2 separate regions of the Homo sapiens genome follow, and region 1 is linked to region 2. Evidence: read pairs that join two places in POLR2A ChIA-PET (ENCODE). Cell type or tissue: PC-9. All regions are shown on one strand.

Region 1 (5,000 bases), 560 kb after region 2:
TAATATATTCAATCCATGACAACCAGCAATGAACAAATGAAATTTGAAATAAAAAAAAGTATTTCCCCAAAATAAAATATGTATAAATCTACCAAAATAAATACAAGATCCATGTGAGAAACACTGAAAAACTTTAATGAAAGATATCAAAGAGGAACTAAACAAATGGAAAAATACTACGTGTTCGTGGATGGGAAGATTCAATGTTGTCAAGATGTCAGCTGTTGCCAACTTGATCTATAGATTCAGTGTAATCAAAATTAAAATCCCAGCGAGCCATTTTGTGGAGATTAACAGGTTGATTCTAAAGTTCATCTGCAGAGACAAAAGACCCAGAAGTGCCAACACAACATTGAAGAAGAATAAAGTTGGAGGACTGACACTATCTGACTTCAATAGTTAATATAAAGCTATAGTCATCTAGACAGTGTGGTATTGGTAAAAGAATAGACAAATAGATCAGTGGAACAGAATAGAGAGCTCAGAGATAAACCCTGCAGATAGTGTATGTCAAAGGAGCAAAGGCAATACAATGGAACAAAGAGTCTTCAACAAATGATCCCAGAACAACTGGACATCACATACACACAAAAAATGAGTAAGACACGACCCTTACTTTCTTCACAGAAATTAACTCAAAATGGATCGCAGACCTAAATGTAAAATGTAAAACTGTAACACTCCTAGAATGTAATGAGACAGGAGAAAATCTAGATGAGTATGGGTATAGTGATGACTCTTTAGATACAACACCAAAGACATAATCCATGAAAGAAATAATTGATAAACCAGACTTCACTAAAATTAAAAAACTTCTGCTTTACAAAAGACAATGTCAAGATAATGAGAAGATAATCCAAAGACTGGGAGAAAATATTTGCAAAAGACACTTCTGATAATGGACTGTTTTCCAAAATACAAAAAAAACAAAAAACAAAAAACAAAAGAAAACCTCTTAAAACTCAGCAATAAGAAAACAAACAACCCAATTAAAAAAATGGGCCAAAGATCTTAACAGACACCTTACTAAAGAAGATATGCACATGGCAAATAAGCATATGAAGAGATGTTCCATATCATATGTCATCAGGGCAATGCAAATTAAAGCAACAATGAAGTACCACTACATACATATTAGACTGGTCCAAATCTGGAACACTGACAACACCAATTGGTGGTAAGGATGTGGAGCAACAGCAACTCTCATTCATTGCTGGTGGGAATGCAAATTATACAGCCACTTTGGAAGATAGTTTTGTAGTTTCTTACAAAATAAACATTCTCTTACTATATAATCCAGCAATCATGCTCTTTTGGTATTATGTCTACACATAAACACGCATATGGATGTTTATGGCAGCTTTATTCAAAATTGCTAACACTTGGAAGCAACTGAGATGTCCTTCGGTAGGTGAATGGATAAATAAACTGTGGTACATCCAGACAAGGGAATATTATTCAGCACTAAAAAGAAATGAGCTATCACATCATGAAAAGACATGGAGGAAACTTACATGTATATTATTAAGCGAAAGAAGCCAGTCTGAAAAGGCTACATACTGTAGGGTTCCAAGTATCTGAGATCCCGAAAAAGGTAGAACTACTGAGACAGTAAAATGATCAGTGGTTGCCAGGGCTTAAGAGGAAAAGGGAGATGAATAGGTGGAGCACAGAGGATTTTTAGAGCAGTAAAACTATTCTATATGATACTATAATGGTGGATACAGGTCATTATGAATTTGTTCAGACTCAGAGAATGTACAACACAAAGTGAACCCTAATGCAAACTATAGTCTTTGGGTGATAATACTGTGTCAATATAGTTTCGTCAATTGTAACAAATGTACCACTGTGGTGAAGATGTTAAAATTGGGGGATGTTGAAAATGCCTGTGTCAGCACTGGGAATATATGAGAAATCTCTACCTTCTGCTCAGTTTTGTTGCAAACCTAAAACTGCTCTAAAAAAATAAAATCTACTTTTTTAAAAAAAGCAGCACACCTGATTTTATAACTAACCAGGTTGGGAAGGGCAAACATATAAATCTTCTGGATAGTCCTCTTTGTTTAACTTCACCTTTCTAAAGAGCAGCAGCTGGGTAGGTGTTGGCTGCTTTTCCTGCTATGTAAATGACAGGCCCTGGCCAGGAATGCTTAACAGACAGGTGTGTCCCAGCCTCTCCCCTACTTTTACCCGTCAGTTGTTTTTATTCCTAGGCTAGGTCTAAGGTGGAAAGCTTTTCCTAAGTAGGGGGTTGTGTTGGTCTTAAGGCTTATCTAACTTGGACATAGCCTCTTTAAGGAAAAAAAAATCAATGTATGAATATAAAATTAAGTACAAAGGCCCTCAGAAGAGGTCTGTAAAAATGAGGATTCTAAAGCTTAAGCTTTATTACTTTCACAGCAGATTTACCTCTGTACAACTTTCTCATTTTGGAGCAAATCAAAAGACTCTGTTTTACAAATTGTCTATGTTTTCAATATATATTAGTTAAACTGAATTTTTGAAATAAAAAGAAGAAAAAACCCCCATAGAAATGGATCATTTTGGCTGAGAACTGCAAAAACTCTGGGCACAAACACGTTATTCACCCTCTCTTGAGAGACTTAGCCATACTTTAGCATGGCTTTTAGCAGCCTGAGCCTTGTCTCTGGGAAGACTCAAACACTTTTTGAGTTCCTCTCCGGAAGAGTTCAGTCCCTAACCTCCCTTTCTTGCAGCATTTACTAAAAAGGGCTGACAATTGTGAATCTTTCCTCTGTCCCTTCCAGATGTGTATGCATCTCCTGCAACTCAGGAGTGTCTTTCTCAAGGACTTGAAAGCCATTCCTTTGAAATATAATCCTCAGGAAGGTTAGGGCCTCTGTCTCAGTCTCTGTGGGAGGATAGCAGCCTAACTTCAATAACTGCCAGCAAGCATTCACAGTTGGCTTAACTGTATTTGCATTGACCAACCTTTTGTAATTTTTCACTTCCCTGATTCCACTGAGCCTCCGCTCACGCCTCTCCTACTCTCTCATTCTCCTTTAAAAACACCCAGTCACCTCTGTGCAAATCTGAATGGAGCTCAGCCCTTTCCCTTGTTGTCGGTAGCTACTGAACAAAATCAGTTTTCACTGTTTTAACTAACATCTGGGTTTGTTTATCTTTTACATGACCCGGAAGAGTCTGAGGCTGAGTTCTTAACCACAGCCCAGTGGCACAGGCTTCGTTTGTGGGTGACTTTACTCATTATCCCCTGTATACTCTGAATTTGTAGAAAGAGCAACATAATCCCTTTATAAACACCTTCCCATCACCTTTCTGACCCTGTCTCCTACCACTTTGCTCCTTGCTTGCTCCTCTGCAACTATGCTGGCTTCCTTGTCCTTCCTGGAACAGACCTGGCACGTTCTTGCCTCTGCATTTTGCAGAGAAGTATATATGGGCTTGGAAAATTTAAATGTTGTGACCAAGTGATTAAAACCTGAGAAACGCTTCATAATGTTTTTTCCCACTGGCTTCATTCTCAACACCCCACTTCCTCTCATGATCTATTCAGTCAGTCAGGAGACCCTGTTGGCTCCACCTTTGAAATGTGTTCTGAGTTCCACCACTTGTCCCACCTCCACTGTTGCAATGAAGGTGGGACCACTACCACTTCTTGCCTGCATGACTACTGGAGCCTCCCATCTTGTCTCCCTGCTTCTTCCCTTGTCCCTGTAGTCTATCTCAACACAGCAACCAACACGGTCCTTTTAAAATACAAGTTAGGGCCGGGCGCGGTGGCTCACGCCTGTAATCCCAGCACTTTGGGAGGCCGAGGCGGGCGGATCACGAGGTCAGGAGATCGAGACCATCCTGGCTAACACGGTGAAACCCCGTCTCTACTAAAAATACAAAAAAATTAGCCGGGCGTGTGGCTGGGACTCCTGAGTAGTCCCAGCTACTCAGGAGGCTGAGGCAGGAGAATGGCGTGAACCCGGGAGGCGGAGCTTGCAGTGAGCCGAGATCGCGCCACTGCACTCCAGCCTGGGCGACAGAGCGAGACTCCATCTCAAAAAAAAGAAAACAAGTTAGATCATGTTGCTACTCTGCTCAAAACCCTCTGATTGCTTTGTGTTTCCTCCAAGGCAAAAAAACTTTGAAAGGCCTTACAAAAGCCCATCAAGCTCTACAGTAATGCTGTCCAAGGCAGTCACAACAGGCCACATGTGGCTATAGAGCACATGAGATGGGGCCAGTTGGAATTGAGATGCAAAATACACACCGGACTTTGAAAACTTAGTTTGAAATAATGTAAAATAAGTAAGAATGTAAAATATCTCATTAATAATTTTCATAGTAATTATACATGGAAATTATAATATTTTTGGTACATTGGATAAATAAAATATATTATTAAAATCAATTTTACTTGTTTCTTTTTACTTTTTTACTGTGGCTACTAGAAAATTAAAAGTTACATATCTGGTTCATGTTTGTGGCTTGAATTATATTTCCATTGGACAGAGCTGGTCTATAGTAACTGATCCCTCCCTAAAACCGCTCCTGATCTTATCTCCTGCTCACTTCTGTTGCTGCCACATTGGCCTCCTTGCCATTCCTTGAGCATCCAAGCACACGAGACATGCTCCTACCTCAGGGCCTTCACACTTGCTATTTCCACTCCTAGAAAACCTTCCCCTGTTATCTGGATGTTTCTTCATCTTCCCTAGACTTTATTCAAACTTTACCTTCTCAGTGATACCTTCCTGAGAGCCTACTGAAAACTGAATTCCTCACCCACCTCCACTCTCATATCCACTACCCCTTTCCCTGTTTTACTGTTCTCCATAACATTGTCACCATGTAACATACTGTATATCTTTCTTATTTATTTTATTTATTGTCTAACTTCCCCTGTAGAATCCACCAGGCAGGGAGTTTTGTTTAAAGTTGTGCTCCCGAAATCTAGAACTGTACCTGGTAGGTAGTAGATGTTCAATAACTTTGTGGAATGAATTACTGAATGAATCTTA
Region 2 (5,000 bases):
TCTAGGGAACCATAAAAAATCAGACATGTCTTTTCCCTTAAGAACCTACAGTCTGTGGTGCAAAAAATTGGGAAAACAGATCATTATGAAAACACATAATTCTAACTTTTATAATAAACACTGGGAGTTCTGGGAGCACATAGAAGATGCATATGATCCAGACTTGAAGATCATTCACTTGGTTTCTACACCAAATGCTATCTAAATGGTGCCAGTTTCTTAATCTATGAAAAGAGACCATGATAATACCTACCTCGGAGGGTTGATGTGAGGGTTAAATGGCAGAATGCATAAAAATGGTTTGAATGGAACCCTGCACAATAAGTGTAAGTTACCATTTTCATGAAACAGAGCACTGAAACCTGTGGTGGTGTCTGAGGATCTGGATTGTGGACCTGTAAGGCATGTTGAAGGCAAAGGTAGCTGCAGGGACAAAGCCCGGAAATGAAAGATGGCAGGGCCAGTCCGGGGCACTGCAAATGACAAGACAGGAACAAGGGGTTAAAAGAGAGGTTAGTCAGAGGAGCAGAGAGGTGGGCGGGTCAGTCGGGGAGAAGTCATGAACACCTGCCTGTCCGGCTGTGTCCTTTGGCCCTTATCTGGAAGACTTTGAAGCAAGGAGATAGTCCTGTCAGACTTACCTTATATTTAATATAAAGACGATTGACCACACTATGGAGAATGAATTAGAGAGGTTGAGACTGGAGGCAAGAAGGCCATTTGGCTATTAAACTAATTCAGACTCTAGATGATAGTGGTCTGATGTAATCACCATCAGAGGGATAGAATAGTTAGAAAGAAATGGATGGATTAGGGAGATAACTGAGGAGGCAGAGTCAATGGTACTTACTGATTTTTCACATGTTGGGATGGGGAGAGGGAAGTCAAGGATGACACCCAAATTTCTATCCTGGACAACTGGGTGTACAGTGATACTGTTCACTGTAACTCAAAGCATGTAGCCCATATATGAGCGCAGTCTGTAATCTTTGAGAATGGGACCATGAGAAGATGGTGGAGTATACCATGCAAGAGGGTGATCTGTGAAAGAATCCACCATGGATCCCCGTGTCAATGCTGGCTGGCACAGTTTTCTTAGCATTCATGCACAGAGGCTAGTGGCTAGAGTATTGGCACAGGGCTGTTGGCAACAGTGATCCTCACCGTCAGATACCTTTTGCCGCAAGGATCCCCTGCTTGTCCCCAACTCCCAAGGACTACTTTTGTGGGAGGTGAGTACAGCTTGTATCTCCAGGAGCTGGCCTGTGCTCTTTATGCCCCAATACATGCTAGAACTGTGTTTTGCAGAGCTCTAGTGTTCTAAGGAGATGTTTTAATCACATCACCTTATACTAGTAGGAACCATAGGAGCCATCTAGTTAAACAACCCCAGGATGTTTCACAAGTAGATGTCCTAGAAATGAATTATGTATAATCTAAGGATACCATTTCTGAATTGTATCATTTTTCTTCTAGCTCCAAATAACAGATACCCTGGTTTTGTGCAAATAGGAACATACATTTCTTTTCAGAGATGGAAACCATATGCCCTTTGATTTTGCAGTGGTCCAGAAAAGAAGTGGTATATAAAAGAAAGTGAAGTTTGATTACAACCTGCAGAAACTCTTCTAGCCTTACTGCCCTTCTGTTTCTTTATCTCATTACCACCATTATTAGCATTTCAGACTTTCTTTTCAGTGTCAACAAACTTACGAATATTATTTGTGTGTAGGTGTAATAACATATATAATAAAGACTTCGCTAATGCACTGTATTTCCATGTTTTATAATGAGAAACTTCTGCCTTAAGTTTGGCAGTGTATACACTCCTCTGTTGACTCTCTCAGAGGTGATGTTGTCTTGTTTTTTTTCTATAGTGGGAAAAGACTCCAAATTCTTGCTGGCGCCAGACTGGCTCAGAACCTGCAGGGAAGCATACCTGCTGGCTATGTGGGATTAGCCTAGGGGAATTTTCTTTCTTTAAATAGTTAAAGTGTGATATTTATATCAAGTGTGGTTTTTAAAAATTAAAGTAGCCAGGAGCGGTGGCTTACGCCTGTAATCACAGCACTTTGGGAGGCTGAGGTGAGTGGATCACAAGGTTGGGAGATCGAGACCACCCTGGCTAACATGGTGAAACCCTGTCTCTACTAAAAATGCAAAAAACTAGCTGGGTGTGGTGGCACGTGCCTGTAGTCCCAGCTACTCAGGAGGCTAAGGCAGGAGAATCACTTGAATGCAGGAGGTGGAGGTTGCAGTGAGCCATTGCACCATTGCACTTCAGCCTGGGCAACAGAGCGAGACTCCGTCTCAAAAAAAAAAAAAAAAATTGATAAAGTAAGGTTTTTTCCTTTAGTGATAGAATTATTTTTTTCTTAAGAATATAAGGCTTTTGGGTATACTAACTACACTGATTGGATCATTATACAATGTATATATGTATCAAAACATCCAATTGTAAATAGTAAATGTGTACAATTCAATGTATCCATTTAAAACAAAAATAAATAATATAGGGCTTTTAATTTGCAGGATAAGAGTAGCTTTCATTATATTATTTGCTAATATTTACTTAGCCTTAGTCTTCTCATCTATAAAATAAGGCAAGTAGAAAGGACAGAAATAACTGTTAAATTTGAGAACTGTCATTTCGTTTTGTTTTGGTCTTCCTGAAAGGCCATCTCAGCTTCAGAGAGAACTATGATTTTAAGATTTTGTTCTAATTTTCTAAATTAAATTCCAAATAAGTTATTCTAATTGATTGAAAATGAAATGTTATTATCCTTCCCCAGGACATAGTGTATGTATATTTGAGAAGAAAGGAACATGTCAGTTTTAAACAGTAGAACTTTAAATTTCATTTTCTAACCACATTCAGAAGATTGGAAATATTTTATACATGAGTGGTTTTATATTAGACATGAATTTATATTGGTTAACTATTTTAATGTTTGATGACAGATTGATGACAGATGCTCAGCAAAATTGCAGAATGGGTTTTTTTTTTTTTTTTTTTAAAGACAGGATCTCATTGTATCGCCCAGGCTGGAGTGCAGTGTTACGATGATGACTCACTGAGGCCATGACTTCCTGGGCTCAAGCAATCCTCCCAGCTCAGCCTCCTGAGTAGCTGGAACTACAGGCGTGTGCCACCATGCCCAGCCAATTTTTATATTTTTTTGTAGAGACAGAGTTTTGCCATGTTGCCCAGGTTGGTCTTGAACTCCTGGGCTCAAGCAGTTTGCCCGCCTTGGCCTCCCAAAGTGCTGGGATTACAGGTGTGAGCCACCACACCCAGCCATGTAGAATGGGTTTCTAAGTAAAAAAAAAAAAAAAAAAAAAAAAAAAGGCCGGGGTTGGGGGGGCATTCATATTCATACAACACCAGGTAAATTAAACAAATTAACTCAGTTTACATTTCGTGATAAGGTTGCTAGTTAAATAAAGAAAATGCTCTAGAAAGTATGTAGTATATGGATGTCCAGAAGGCCTTTGATAATTGGACACAATATTCTGTTGACCAAGAAGTGTGGGCAGGGTGCTAGAACAGTTAGGAGATTCATCAATAACTGAACAGTTACACCTGAAGTTTGGTGATTAAGACAAGATTGACGTCAATCTAGCAAGAATCTCAAGGAGTGCCAGAGAAATTTGTACTTGGTCTATATTTTTTGAGCAAAATAGTAATATTGGACTTGTAGAAGATATTTTAAAAATTGCTTGTAAGTGGCAAAATATGTGGGAAGAATAGCTAATAGGTTAAGTAGGAGGTTCCAGATCTAAATAGCCATCAACAGAGTCAAATGTTATGCCAAAACAAGCAAGAACAGCATTTTAAGAGACTAGATATGCTCATTGTTTAGATAAAACACACACACGTACACACACGTACACACACGTACACACATTTGCGAATCACAACTCCACAAAGATGAGTAAGACCTTCTTGATAACAGTGCATGTTCAAGGAAAACAAAAGACTTAAGGGTTTCTATGAACCAGAAATGCTGTGGGGTAGATTACATCATGCCCACGTGGTTCTCCAAAAAGGGACATGCAGTTGCAGGCACGTTAATCAAAGGTGTAGAATCCAGAGTTGGAGAACAAATTGTTTTGCTTTCTTTGGAAACAGATCAGTCCACGGTGCATCTTAAGGCCAATTCTGGCCATCACATTTTAAGAGGAATTTAGTCAGTGTAGTAAGCACCTGTAGGAAGGTAACTGGAGTTTTGAAGGATCCAGAACAGATGAAGGAATTGGGGGAGTGTCACCAGAGAAGAAATGACATAGCAATTCTCTTAAAACATTTTAAGAATTGTTACCTGGAAAAGGAATTTTATTTCAGAGGTCTGGAAGTTAAAACTAGGACCAAGTAGAAGTTACAGAAAGAATATTTTAACTCATTGTCAAAAGACTTTTCTAAAAATCGGAGCTCCTCTGCAGTGGACCTGGCAGCCTGGTGCAGTGAGGTGAAGTCCTTGTGGGAAGTGTTAAGTAGATGTTGATGACCCTTGTGTGTAGTGCCATTTAGGGGATTCCTTCATAGAGTGGGAGGATAGATAGGCACCCTGTAAGAATTCTTGCAAGTCTCAGAGTCTGTGATTCTACCAAAAAACAGTTTATGAGATTTATTGCTAAGACTTTGTATAAGAATGGGCTGATGACCTGATCTCATTTTAGCTAGGCACAAACATTAAATACTTCAATTACATGGGTATGTGTTATGAATCATCTTGTACACACATACAAAGAAAAGGAAAGCAGTCTTGCCAAAGGCCCCATGAAATACATTTGCTTTGGCTGGACTAACTAGAATTGCCAAGCAAACAAGGTGATTCATAATAAAACCTCTGTTCAGTAAAATGGACCCATAGGAACAGTAAAGTTGATTTTCCAGGTATAGTAACATCACTTCTGCTCATCTATCTTCTCATTTGCTATCGTCTCCAACCTGGTTACCTAAGGGTCAAATTCTACTCTTATTAGTATTTAAAGGTCTT

Evidence for each region. ChIA-PET counts read pairs that join two places held together with the same protein. Peaks named below come from ENCODE experiments on the same cell type or tissue, not always from the same donor. Only the 100,000 strongest peaks of a DNase experiment are listed, where the experiment ranks them.
Region 1: POLR2A ChIA-PET joins it to region 2 with 16 read pairs; 1 of 35 experiments calls an interaction of 5 or more read pairs at or near these places.

The regions. Positions count from the first base shown.
Region 1 is chr1:84,269,738-84,274,737 of GRCh38, reverse strand. No RefSeq gene overlaps it. Among named protein-coding and RNA genes, the nearest start is that of SAMD13, 29 kb to the left of the region's middle. RefSeq lists an enhancer at 3,082-3,171. In PC-9, no CTCF peak of the experiment used is centred here; DNase peaks (open chromatin) are centred at 2,137, 2,947 and 3,127; H3K27ac peaks cover 1,909 bases.
Region 2 is chr1:84,834,355-84,839,354 of GRCh38, reverse strand. The region is part of intron 2 of LPAR3 (lysophosphatidic acid receptor 3); the gene reads left to right. Among named protein-coding and RNA genes, the nearest start is that of LPAR3, 56 kb to the left of the region's middle. In PC-9, no CTCF peak of the experiment used is centred here; DNase peaks (open chromatin) are centred at 3,074 and 4,774; H3K27ac peaks cover 871 bases.